2 separate regions of the Homo sapiens genome follow, and region 1 is linked to region 2. A link is a contact called in ENCODE Hi-C data. All regions are on one chromosome and are shown on one strand. The core of a region is the stretch at or near the end of the contact, and the rest is flanking DNA. Distances in the headings are between cores, read along the strand shown.

What was found. A loop is a pair of places that touch in the nucleus more often than their neighbours do. Pooled maps may share reads with other maps.
Region 1: a map with no recorded cell type shows a loop between it and region 2 (14-fold over the local background). The contact joins two enhancer-like sites. A Hi-C loop is called at or near these places in 2 of 37 single-sample maps with no recorded cell type and 1 of 50 pooled maps.

What each region holds. Positions count from the first base shown.
Region 1 is chr3:179,957,954-179,963,925 of GRCh38, forward strand. All of the region lies in intron 2 of PEX5L (peroxisomal biogenesis factor 5 like), which reads right to left. All of the region lies in intron 1 of LOC124909463 (a long non-coding RNA gene), which reads left to right. Among named protein-coding and RNA genes, the nearest start is that of PEX5L-AS2, 63 kb to the left of the region's middle. RefSeq lists a silencer at 3,961-4,010. Within about 2 kb of position 3,643, at least 2 of the 41 ENCODE cell types and tissues checked have a DNase peak (open chromatin) inside an H3K27ac peak, as active enhancers do.
Region 2 is chr3:177,297,716-177,303,945 of GRCh38, forward strand. The region is part of intron 1 of LINC00501 (long intergenic non-protein coding RNA 501); the gene reads left to right. It also overlaps the pseudogene ASS1P7. Among named protein-coding and RNA genes, the nearest start is that of LINC00501, 6.4 kb to the left of the region's middle. RefSeq lists an enhancer at 2,469-2,558. Within about 2 kb of position 2,541, at least 10 of the 41 ENCODE cell types and tissues checked have a DNase peak (open chromatin) inside an H3K27ac peak, as active enhancers do.

The sequences.
Region 1 (5,972 bases), core at 2,393-4,892, 2.7 Mb after region 2:
CTTTTGATTATGCATGTTTATGGCTATGTAGCCACACATTCTCCTTTTCTCTATTTCTTCTCTCTCTCCCTCTCACACACATACACACACACATGCACACATATATACATACACACTCTCAAGAATACTTTTTTTTGGGAAGGAAAAAATATATTTTCCAGTTTCCCCATCTTAATGTATTTATGCTCTTCTTTATCATATATGGCATATCTTTCCTTTAAAAATAGGAAGGCTTTTTCAGATTTTACCATCTTATGTTATTTCCTAACAGTCAAAATTGCAAGAAATTTCCTTAATAAGTGAGGGAGGTATGATGAAAGGAAGTTTTTAAACGTGAACTCACTTGACCCAGCACTGCCATGTACTGCCGCACAGGCTGTGTAGAGAGCATAGCCTTCTGGGGTTGTGCAACACAGCAGCCCTGTGTAAAATTCCCTTTGCCCCATTGTGTATTGTAAAATGGGTATGATAGTAACCTACATGGTGAAGTTGTTGGGAGGATTAAATGAGTAATATACAAAAAGTCTTTGGAACAGAGTGTAGCACATACTAAATGCTGTGTAAGTGTGTCTTGTTATCATTAGTCTTTTAATAAACGTGGTGTAAGACCAGAAGAGCTTAAGACAAATATCGGGTTAACAAGTTTCACCTCTTGGTCTCCCTCATTTATGCTTTCTTTTTGTTACAATTTGTTTTACAGGACTGATTACTGAGTAGGTTCGCTTTAATGACGAGGCAGGAAAGGAATATTTGCAAGGTTAGGGACATTCAGATAAAGGATTTAAGATACTTAACTTGTCTTTATTCTTTTTTGTAGGCCTAGAAAATCAAAATAAAAAATTAATGTCTTTATCAAAGTATAAATGATCCTTTCCTGACACCAAAAATTGGAATAACATAAACCAATGCTTCCTAGGAGCCACAGTGTGTACAGGATTCTTCTGCAGGGCTTGTTAAAACAGATTCCTGAGGCTGAGGCAGGAGAATGGCGTGAACCCTAGAGGCGGAGCTTACAGTGAGCCGAGATCGCGCTGCTGCATTCCAGCCTGGACGACAGAGCGAGACTCCATCTCAAAAAACAAAACAAAACAAACAAAAACAAAACCGAAAAAAAAAAAATAAAAAAAACCAGATTCCTGGGCCCCACCTCCAGAGTCTGAAGCTCAGAGTATAAATTTCTAGCAAGCGCCAGGTGATGCTGATGCTGTGGTCCATGAACCAACCACTCTTTGAGTAGACAGGTTCTAAAAAACATCTTTGGTAATTGTTCCCAAAGCCCACGTCTCCTCCTGGGAACACGTGGAGCACTGGAAAACCTTGTAACTTTTTCTGGACTATGATTAGGGAAGGAGGAAATAACGCACATCTTAGTTCTTAGAGTTCTGAGGCTCCCAAATGCTCCTGGGAGCCCTTGGTTCCAACTACTGCAGCACGGGCACTGTAACTGTCTGTTGACTGTAAGTCCAACCATACCGGCTTCTTAAAGGCCGTGACTATGGTTATGTTATCTCTGTGTTCCAGCACCTAGCAAACACCTACCAAAAAATTAGGCTGTAAATAAGTTTGTGTAAAATAAGTAAAATAGATTAAATCATTTCCATCAAAATAATGTATTTTTTCTTTTTTTTGAGATGGGAAATAATGTATTTTTTTCAAAAGCAGCATTCTATCTTCCTCCTGAAGTTATTTCATAATAAAGAAAATGAAAAATTATATTTTTTCATATAGCTTCTCTCAGGATCAGTATCAAAAAAATATGATTCCCTATTTAGTTCTCTCACCCCGAACACTGAGGCTAAATGTCACCAGCATTCCCTGACCTGGCTCTGCTGTTTCTCCACTGTTCCTTCTCACTCACCACATGGGAAGAACCACTGTGGCAGCAGAGCAGAATAAGGACAAATTATTTTTTAGAACTATAGCAGGTATTACTGTACTCAGTGTAACTATGTGTTTTCCTCCAAAACTATGCCTAGAATATATATAGCAAAATTGTTTACATAATAAATTTCTCCAAGTAATAGAGTCTCAGATTTTTCTGTTTCTCCATTTTCTGCCTCTTCTTTTCAAGAGCAGGCTTTATGTTTTGCTTATTTTTTTTCTCATTTCTCCCTTATATTTGTAAAGCTGAAGAAGTCTGTCCATCTACAGAACCTAGGGGGACTTGCTCTTTCCCTCTTTGTTCTCTTACCATTTGGATTCTCCAAGGGGCCAGCCTTGGTCAGAACTATGAGGAGGTCTCCTTCCTTGCAATCTATATCCTCTACTTCTAGCAGATATGCCAAAATATTTGTGATATATGTTATATTCTTACACATAGGCAGAAGGAAGAGCAAGAGCAAAGTGTGAAGGGAGGAAGAACATCAAACACTCGATGCTTCAAGGTGTTCAGTATGAATGGGGCATGAAGTTGAGGGGGCATTAGATAAGCACAATGAGGTAGTTAGGGGCTGGATGACAATGGACAGCCTGCAAGCCCAGTGGAGGAGTTTGCATTTTATTTGGGAGACAGTGGGAAACATTAGTTCTCACTATGTATTGGGTGCTCACCAGTAAGCTAAGCAGTGTTGGGGTCCATGGGGTATTGCTACTGTTGTTCATAAAAGTCCTGATCCAAGGGTATGATTTTAACTCAAGTTCCTTGGAGTCTGGATGCAAAATTAAAATGGCTCATTCATCTAGACAAAAACAAGTTGCTTCCTTTTTTAAAAAATGCAAAGTTTACAAGGTTTTACATTTTTAGCTTAAAAATTTAACAATATCTAACCTGTTTATGAGCTCAATATGTTTTATCTTGTAGTAAATGATTTGATTAATGAAATCCATCAACTTATGCAACATAGCTCATTTTTTTCAGGGACTACTCCAATAGTTCATAAAATTTCATGTGTCAATTTTGGGGACACATTTAAAGTTTAAAGAGAGAAGCTGAGAATGCAGGGAAGTGATAACTGAACAACCCTTGACTGGAAGAAAACAACTTCTATGCTTAGTGTTTTTCTACAACAAAATTAGTTAATTATTCACAAATTATACAAATGAGATAATTTTGTTAGAAAACAAAGTGATGAATGAATGTTTTTTCTATTCAGAACATCCAGCACAAAGCCTGGATGGTACATTCTCTCACCATTTCCATTTCTTTAATAAGTTACTTATTCATATATTTCAAGAATGAGATCATTTGGCCAAAAAATACGATGAGGAATAAATAACAATTGTATTGAATGATCACTTGTGTATGTGTATGTGTGTGTGTGTGTGTGTGTGTGTGTGTTTCCTAGATCACAAGACAGGAAGGAAGTGGTACCCATTTCAACTGGGGGTAAACCATGTGAAAAATTAAACCAAAAATGGAAATGACAGAATTCTAGAGTTGTTTTGGAGAAAAGGAAGAAAGCAATGGAGCATAAAAAAAAAAACAGGTTTGCAAGAACTGCATTTCTGTCAAACCTTATATATGCAGTGTCAGAATAAGAGACACGTTCCAGAGGCAGGGATCAGAGAGTGGTGCTGAGCAGAGAAGAAAAGACATGCACTGTAAAGTCTGGATGGAGAGAAGTAAAAGCGCAACCACAGAATGACAAGGTCGGGGCAATGGCAGAGCGTGGGCATCTCAGTCCAAAGTCGAAGAGAAAAAGGGAACTTTACTCTGTAAACTCTCCCTGTTGTTTAAATATGAAAATAAGAAAAATATTTTGTATGGTCTTCCTGATCCTTTGTCATTTTTATTATAAGTGATAAAATTGAATTTATAACATAAATCATTGAGGGACAAATATTTCCACTCACAACTGGTTTTCAAAGCCCTTCTGACAATAGACGCTGATTCAATCAGTAATCACCGAGTTCACCTGCATGGTTCATTAGACAAAAGCACTGGCAGCTGACTTCAAAACGGATGGGCCTGAAAGCTGAACTGTCGATACGGTTCACAATCACCATGGCCAGTTGAGGGGGAGATGATAAACTGAACCAGGTGGAGAGGCCCTGAGAGATGAGCTGTAGAAAAACCATCTGTGTCAACAGGGAGGAAACACTTTGTTAATCCCAGAGTAGTTTAGGAGATTTCAAAGTTTACTTTAAAAATCTTTAATATCTATACCCTGATGGATACTGGGAAGATGTCACAAAGTTTGTGAGAACCATTTTATGAAGAGTTAGGAGGTATCTAATATAAACATCTTTTTATAAAAATCTATCAGACAAATAGACTTTTAGCTGTGCACTTGAAATACACACTTTTCTCAAATGACTATTCTGGTTTGATTACTATGCTTATCTTACCAACATGGGACATTTGGAAGAAAGGAGAGGAAGTATCATAATTTAGAAAGGCAGTTACAGGAGTGGCTGAATGAACTCAAGACTAGAGGCTGCAGATCCCAAGTTCAAATATTGCCTGTGATGTGAAGTAACCTGGTGAACCCAGTCAAGTTACCTTTTTACTCCAAGACTTGCTTAACTTATTTTGATTATAACAAGTAATATGATTAAGCTTCTTAGAACAATATCTTTTCATCAAAGTTTATCTATACACCTAAGTTGTTCCTTAAGTGCTATCACCATAATCATACACACTCCTTCCCCTATTAAGGTGACTAGAAATGGGTTCCATGGGATGGAATTTTTAATTTTTTAATCCACTGGATTAGATTATCTTCTGAAATTCCTTCCAGATCTAATATTTACAGTTCTTATTTTGATCAGATGAACCTACTTAAAAATCAACAGCAAAAATAAATAAGTACGGCAACACTCCTTCCACAATAAAAGGCTGAATAGGTTTCTTTTCAATTTCTCTACCAAATGGCTGAGTCTAATTTTAAGTACTACTGTCTCTGACTGTTACTTTCATATATAACATCATTTTTACACTCAACCTGTCAGCTCATGTCATTTCAATTATGCATTTGTTTTCTCACTGACTAAACATTGTGCCAGCACTTCTCCCTATTAGATTAAAAAGAAAGAAAACATGGGCTATTTGAAAATGACTTAACAGCAATACATTTTTCCAGCTTGAAAGTCTAGTATTTTTCTTTTATGCTGCATGTAATGAACATAGGCTGAATATTAATATCTTAAAGTAAAGATACCTGATAGCATTTCAGATATTTGTTGAACTTGAGATGGTGACTCATGATGTCTCTCTTGGTGATTACAGTTTTTAACTGAGCCCTGTGAGTTAGTTGCATTACTGCTTGGAAAACTGGGGAAGATGGACTGGTAGAGGAGAGCTAGGTGTGTGCTTGTTACTCAACAATGCTAGAACCTTGTTTACTCACAGAGATGGCTAGGCTGGCAAGAGCAGAAGACAGTAAACACAGTCCTGCATAGGTAGAAACATCAGCAATGCCTCCTGCTCATAAATAACTGCCCTACTCATTTTATCAAATGGGGATTTTTTACATTTTAAATTGGCCAGTTTTCTTTGGAAGTACTTCAATTTCCCAAGGAACATAAGGCCAGCGTCAATGATAACTTAATGTCCATTAATTTAATCAGATCAACAACTAGGTTAGGTTAATTTTCAATGGGGAAAGTGTAAAATGGGAGAGAAACAGAGGAGAGCACATAGGACTCTTCCTGGATCTTAGAGACTCATGAATATAGCAAGTCATAAACTGGACCCCATGGGTTGTATACACAGACTATTTTGTCTGATTATATACTGTTTAAAATTTTAAAAAAGATTATAAACATGTAAAAAAGCAGAGATTAATGCCTTTTTTGAAAAATTCCTATGTGTGGTGACACTGAGCCCATTTCCAACAAGGTGGCAATCCGCTGAAGCTGATACGTGCTGCCACCTCTACTGGGGCCAGCTCCCACCAAGTAGCCACTGACTCCCTCACTCCCTATGTTTCTTATGCACAGTCTACTAACCTCATTTCTGGACCTGGATGATTGGAAAAGGCATTTGCATCCATGACCCCAGACTAGACTTTATTGTTTAAAATAATTATAAT
Region 2 (6,230 bases), core at 1,291-3,790:
TTGTGAACTCGATCTTGAGAATGTCAGGGGTGTTGGGGCTTTGGCTGGGTCCTGGGTCTTCGTGCAGCAACCTGGAGGCGCTTGGTTCTTGGGGCTCTCCAGGATTCCAGCCTCATAGCTGATGTGCATGAGGTTCTCATCCATGCTCCACGGGTTCTTGGGAGTGACTGGGATGGGAATCCCGTGTGGCTTTGCATATTCCATCAGATCGTTGAGGCACTTGATCCGATTGTAGAACTCGAACATGCACCAGGGAGCAATGACCTTTATCTGGGGGGGCCAGCGAGTAGCAGGTGAGCTGAACCGGGCCTGATCATTGCCCTTTCCCGTGGTGCCATGGGACACACACTTGGCCCCCTCCTGCTGGGTGATTTCTACTTGTTTGTGGGCGATGCAGGGCCTGGGGAGAGAGCTGCCCAGGAGGTGGTCCTCATACAGTGTACTGGACTGGATGGCCAGCCAGATGAACTCCTCCACAAACTCTCTGCTGACATCCTCAGTGAACACCTTTTTGGCCCCGGGCTTCAGTGCCTGGCTTCCTTGAAGTCTTCCTTCTGGCCGATGTTGCCCAGGTAGGCAATGATGTCATTGCCTTGTTCCTTCAGCCACACAAAGATGCAGGAGGTGTCCAGGCTGCCACTGTAGGCCAGAACCATGGAGCCTCTGCTGGACACAGCGTCTGGGATTGGAGGCGTGAGTTCCCAGCGTCTGGAATCTGTCTTCACAGCTCAGTGAACCACTTGGGCCCGGGCAGTGGTGGCAGGTGATAGAGCCTAAATCTTCTTTAGTGATGCATCTGCTAAAGTCCTTGGTTCATTTTATTTTGTGTTTTAAAATTTTTGTGGGTGCATAGTAGGTGTATATATTTATGAGATACATGAGATATTTTGATACAGGTATACAATTCATAATAATCATATCAGTTAAATGGGGTATCATCACATCAAGCATTTATCCTTTCTTTGTTTTACAAACAATCCAATTATTATTTTTTATTTTTAAATTTTTATTTATTATTTATTTATTTTTTGAGATGGAGTTTCGCTCTTGTTGCCCAGGCCAGAGTGCAATGGTGTGATCTTGGCTCACTGCAACCTCTGCCTCCTGGGTTCAAGTGATTGTCCTGCCTCACCTCCCGAGTAGCTGGGATTACAGGCATGAGCTACCACGTCTGGCTAATTTTGTATTTTTAGTAGAGATGGGGTTTCTCCATGTTGGTCAGGCTGGTCTCGAACTCCTGACCTCAGGTGATCCGCTCGCCTCGGCCTCCCAAAGTGCTGGGATTACAGGTGTGAGCCACCATGCCCTGCCTATTTATTTATTTTTTGAGAATGAGTCTCACTTTGTCACCTAGGCTGGAGTGCAGTGGCAAGATCTTGGCTCACTGCAGTCTCTGCCTCCTAGATTCAAGTGATTCTCCTGCCTCAGCCTCCCAAGTAGCTGGAATTACAGGTGTGCGCCACCACACTCGGCTAATTTTTGTATTTTTAGTAGAGATGGGGTTTCACCATATTGGCCTGGCTGGTCTTGAACTCCTGACTTCAGGTGCTCCAGCTGCCTCGGCCTCCCAAAGTGCTGGGATTACAAGTGTGAACCACCACACCTGGCTTACAAACAATCAAACTATACTCTTAAGTTACTTTATAATTTTTATTTAGAAAACTTTTTTCTTTTTTATAGAGATGGGGTCTTGCTATGCTGCCCAGGCTGGTCTCAAACTCCTGGGCTCAAGTGAACTGCCCCTCTAGGCCTCCCAAAGTGCTGGGATTACAGACGTGAGCCACTGCGCCTGGCCTGAGAGTTCACATTTTTTTTCAGAGTGCCTGATAGAGTGCTATAAAGTGCATTTGTACGTTGCTTTTCCATCCTCTCAAAATAATAGAAGATAAAGATCCAGGCTGGGTGCGGTGGCTCACGCCTGTAATCCCAGCACTTTGGGAGGCCAAGGAGGGTGGATCACTTGAGATCAGGAGTTCAAGACCAGCCTGGCCAAGATGGTGAAACCCCCGTCTCTACTAAAAATACAAAAAATTAGCCAGGCGTGGTGGTGGGTGCCTGTGATCCCAGCTACTCGGGAGGCTGAGGCAGAGAACTGCTTGAACCTGGGAGGCAGAGGTTGCAGTGAGCCAAGATTATGCCACTGCACTCCAGCCTGAGAGACAGAGCGAGACTCTGTCTCAAAAAAAAAAGAAAAAGATAAAAAAGATCCAAAAGTGAATGTGAAAAAATCATCCCAGCAATTAAGGACCTGATATACATTTGGCACATCAGCTCCTGACACCAAAGTGGGGGGTGGCAAGTGTGCTGTCTAGCCTAACTCAGGATTAGAATTAGAGCCTGAGATTCTTGAGAGAATGCCCTTACTGGTAAGGACTGGTAAGCTCTGTGCTGATGACTCAAAGGATGGGCTCTGTGAGTGTAAGAGATTGGACTTGGACCTGTAGCCAGGACGCAGTATTTTCTTATCTTTAACTTCCACAAAGCTCATGTTTATTCTTCTCTCACAAAAGCCAAGCCTAAAGTGCGCTGCTGAAGGAGTTGTTCCTCTTTGGACAGCTGTGTGTGCCCTATAAATGCCCTCCTCAGATGGAGAAGGAGGAGCTGTGTGCATAGCGCTGTGAGCTGGACTGGAAAGCATTTCTGCAGCCCAGTGATACATGCAGAACTACACCCTCGAGAGCCACGGTTCAGTGAAGGGCTAGGAGGGTCTTGCATTCTGGTCATTCATTCACCCGGAAAGGCTCAGCACTATCTCGTGAACCTAGTTTCTGGGAAGTCAGGCAACCTGCTTGCACGTACAACTTGGTAAATGATATACTCTAAGGGCTCATAAAAATTAATCCAGATGCATGCTACAAAGCTGATACCATGAAATCATGAGCAGAGACCTCCTTTCTACTTGAGTCCAGAAAGAGCCAGGCTTTGTGTTGGTCTACATAGTACCGAGAAGGAAAGAGACTCTACTACCACTTTTCATTGTTGAAACTGTCCATTCTCAGCTCCCCTGGAAAGGGCCCTCACACTCCTGCCGTAGACACGAAAAAGGTAATAGATGCCGTGGAAGTGGGAAAAGTTGCCTTTGGAGAGGTTTCCAGAATGTTTTCTAATTTGATTGTCTTTCCAAGTCCCTTCTTTCAATTTAATGAAATAATTATTTTGAAAATAATAATAGCTACCATTTACCAAAGACCTAATACGTACCAATTTATTTACACATGTTGTCTGTTTAATTCTTGCCATCATGTACCATGTTCTGTGGCCATATGCCCTGGGAATCAGAAAGAAGAACTTGCCAAGGTCACACAGCCAGGAAATGAGAGTCAATATTCAAGCCTAGATTTCAAAGGGTCAGTATTTAAACCGAGGTTTCTATTCAGACCTAGAAATGAGAGTCAGTATTCAAACCTGCTACCATGGCCCACACTTATATGAATTCTGCCTCATTAAGATAATGTCTGGGTCATTTTTACTTATTTACTCTGGAGGTAAAATGGACTGCAGTCATGTATGTTTCAAGTGGGAGAAAGTAAAAGGCTTACTTTTTTTCCTTTTTTTTTGTTGAGACGGAGTCTCACTCTTGTCACCCAGGCTGGAGTGCAGTGGCATGATCTCGGCTCACCGCAACCTCTGCCTCCCGGGTTCAAGTGATTCTCCTGCCTCAGCCTCCTGAGTAGCTGGGACTACAGGCACACACCACCATGCCTGGCTAATTTTTGTATTGTTAGTAGATACGGGGTTTCACCATACTGGTCAGGCTGGTCTCGAACTCCTGACCTCAGGTGATCCACCTGCCTTGGCCTCCCAAAGTGCTGGGATTATAGGCATGAGCCAACGTGCCCAGCCAATTTTTTTCCTTTCTTCCTTCCTAAGATTCTCTAGCTCTCTTCCATTGAGAGAGAGTACAGGCAAAGGTGCATGAAATAATTTTGCATCATTTTTTTTGTAAGCACTGCATCAAATATTTGATAGCAATTAGATAGCTAGGGGGCAACTTGATATTTTTAGAAATTGAAAATTTATTTTAGAAAAACAAAGAACGGTTAGGTATATATTAGGTAATTTGCATTTTAGTGTCTAGCATTTTTTTTTTTAAACCGCTTAAATGTTTTAAAAAATAATTCAAACTGGCCAGGCACGGTGGCTCACGCCTGTAATCCTAGAACTTTGGGAGGCTGAGGCGGGTGGATTGCCTGAGCTCAGGAGTTCGAGACCAGCCTGGGCAACAATGGTGAAACCCTGTCTCTACTAAAATACAAAAAATCAGCTGGGCGTGGCGGTGTGTGCCTGTAGTCCCAGCTACTCGGGAGGCTGCGGCAGGAGAATCGCTTGAAACCAGGAGGCGGAGGTTGCAGTGAGCCAAGATCATGCCACTGCACTCCAGCCTGGGCAACAGAGCGAGACTCCGTCTCAAAAAAAAAAAAAAAAAAAAAAAATTCAAACTATTTAGGAAAGTAAAAATGAAAAGTAAATGTGAATCACCTAAAATACCACCACCTAGACACTGCCACAGTTAACACCGAAGGGACTTGCCTCTTTCTATGCATGCACTCAAATAGTGATATTGTATAAAAATGTCATCATGGCCTAAGTACTGTTTCTCAATAAAAACTGTTGAATTCAGTAGAAGAAAAATAAAATGAAACATAACTGGAGGAATTGTTGGACTTCAAAAAAAAATGTTTCTCCTCCCCAAGAAATATTTCCTAAATTATCCCTCTAAAGTTATAAAAGAGGTTGTGAAGAACATTTAAAAGTATTTTCCAGCTGGGCGTGGTGGCTCACCCCTATAATCTCAGCACTTTGGGAAGTCGAGGCGGGCGGATCACCTGAAGTCAGGAGTTCAAGACCAGCCTGGCCAACATGGCGAAACCCCATTTCTACTAAAAATACAAAAATTAGCCAGGTGTGGTGGTGCATGCCTGTAATCCCAGCCACTCAGGAGGCTGAGGCAGGAGAATTGCTTGAACCTGGGAGGCGGAGGTTGCAGTGAGCCGAGATAGTGCCACTGCACTCCAGCCTGGGTGACAAAGTGAGACTGTGTCTCAAAAAAATAAAATAAAATAAAATAAAATAAATAATTTTAAAAATAAAAATATTTTCCCCTCAATTTTAGGTAGTATAAAGTGTGAACATTAATACTCTTCCATCTTCTCTTTGCCCGTCTTCACTGGCTGTTAGTTATATTATTTTCAAGTTATCCAGATTTACAGTGTTTACTTTCTGTAATCATAGTTTTCATTGTTTTAGTATAACTTCTTGGTTTAAGTGGAAGTGTTGTTCCCCACCAGTCTTTGTACCATAGCTTCTCTGATCTTTACTTTGATTCACCTTTTATTTGTTTAGATTTCATTGTCACATATTTTTTCAAGAAGGGCACTTCAGTGATATTCCTAGTTCTTTTATGTTTAAAACTATCTGTTATGGTCTTTATACTAGAAAGATGCCATGACTGAATCTGTGCTCCGGAGTCACAGTTTCTTTTCTTATTTATTATTATTATTATTTTTTTGAGACGGGGTCTTGCTTTGTTGCCCAGGCTGGAGTGCAGTGGTGCGATCTTGGCTCACTGCAGCCTCCGCCTCCCAGGTTCAAGTAATTCTCCCACCTCAGCCTCTTGAGTAGCTGGGATTACAGGCGCACCACCACACCCGGCTAATTTTTGTATTTTTAGTAGAAACGGGGTTTCACCACGTTGACCAGGCTGTTCCCGAGCTCCTGACCTTAGGTGATCCACCCTCCTCAGCCTCCCAAAGTGCTGTGATTACAGGCGTGAGCCACCGTGCCTGGCCACCGTTTCTTTTCATTAGAATTTGTGAATGTGTCTCTAGTTTCTGCCATTGTATGTTACTAGGAATACCTGGGAAGCCAGTCTGATTTTTTTTCACCTTTGTATATATGTGCTAGTCAGGGTTCTCCAGAGAAACAGAACCAATAGGATGTGCATGTGTGTGCCTCTGTGTGTAATTTATTATAAGGAATTGGCTTATGCAACTATGAAAGCTGAGAAATCTCAAGACCTGGAGGCAGCAAGCTGGAGTCCCAGGAGAGCCAGTCTGAGTCTGAATCTGGAGTCCCGAGAACCAAGAGAACTGATGGTTCTAATAGTTCGGTCTAAATGCTAGCATGCTTGACACCCAGGAAGAACCATTGTTTTAGACCAAGTCGCAAGGCTAGAAAAGCTCTTGTAACCAGGCAGAAAGAATTCTCTTTTCTTCAGCCTTTTTGTTCTA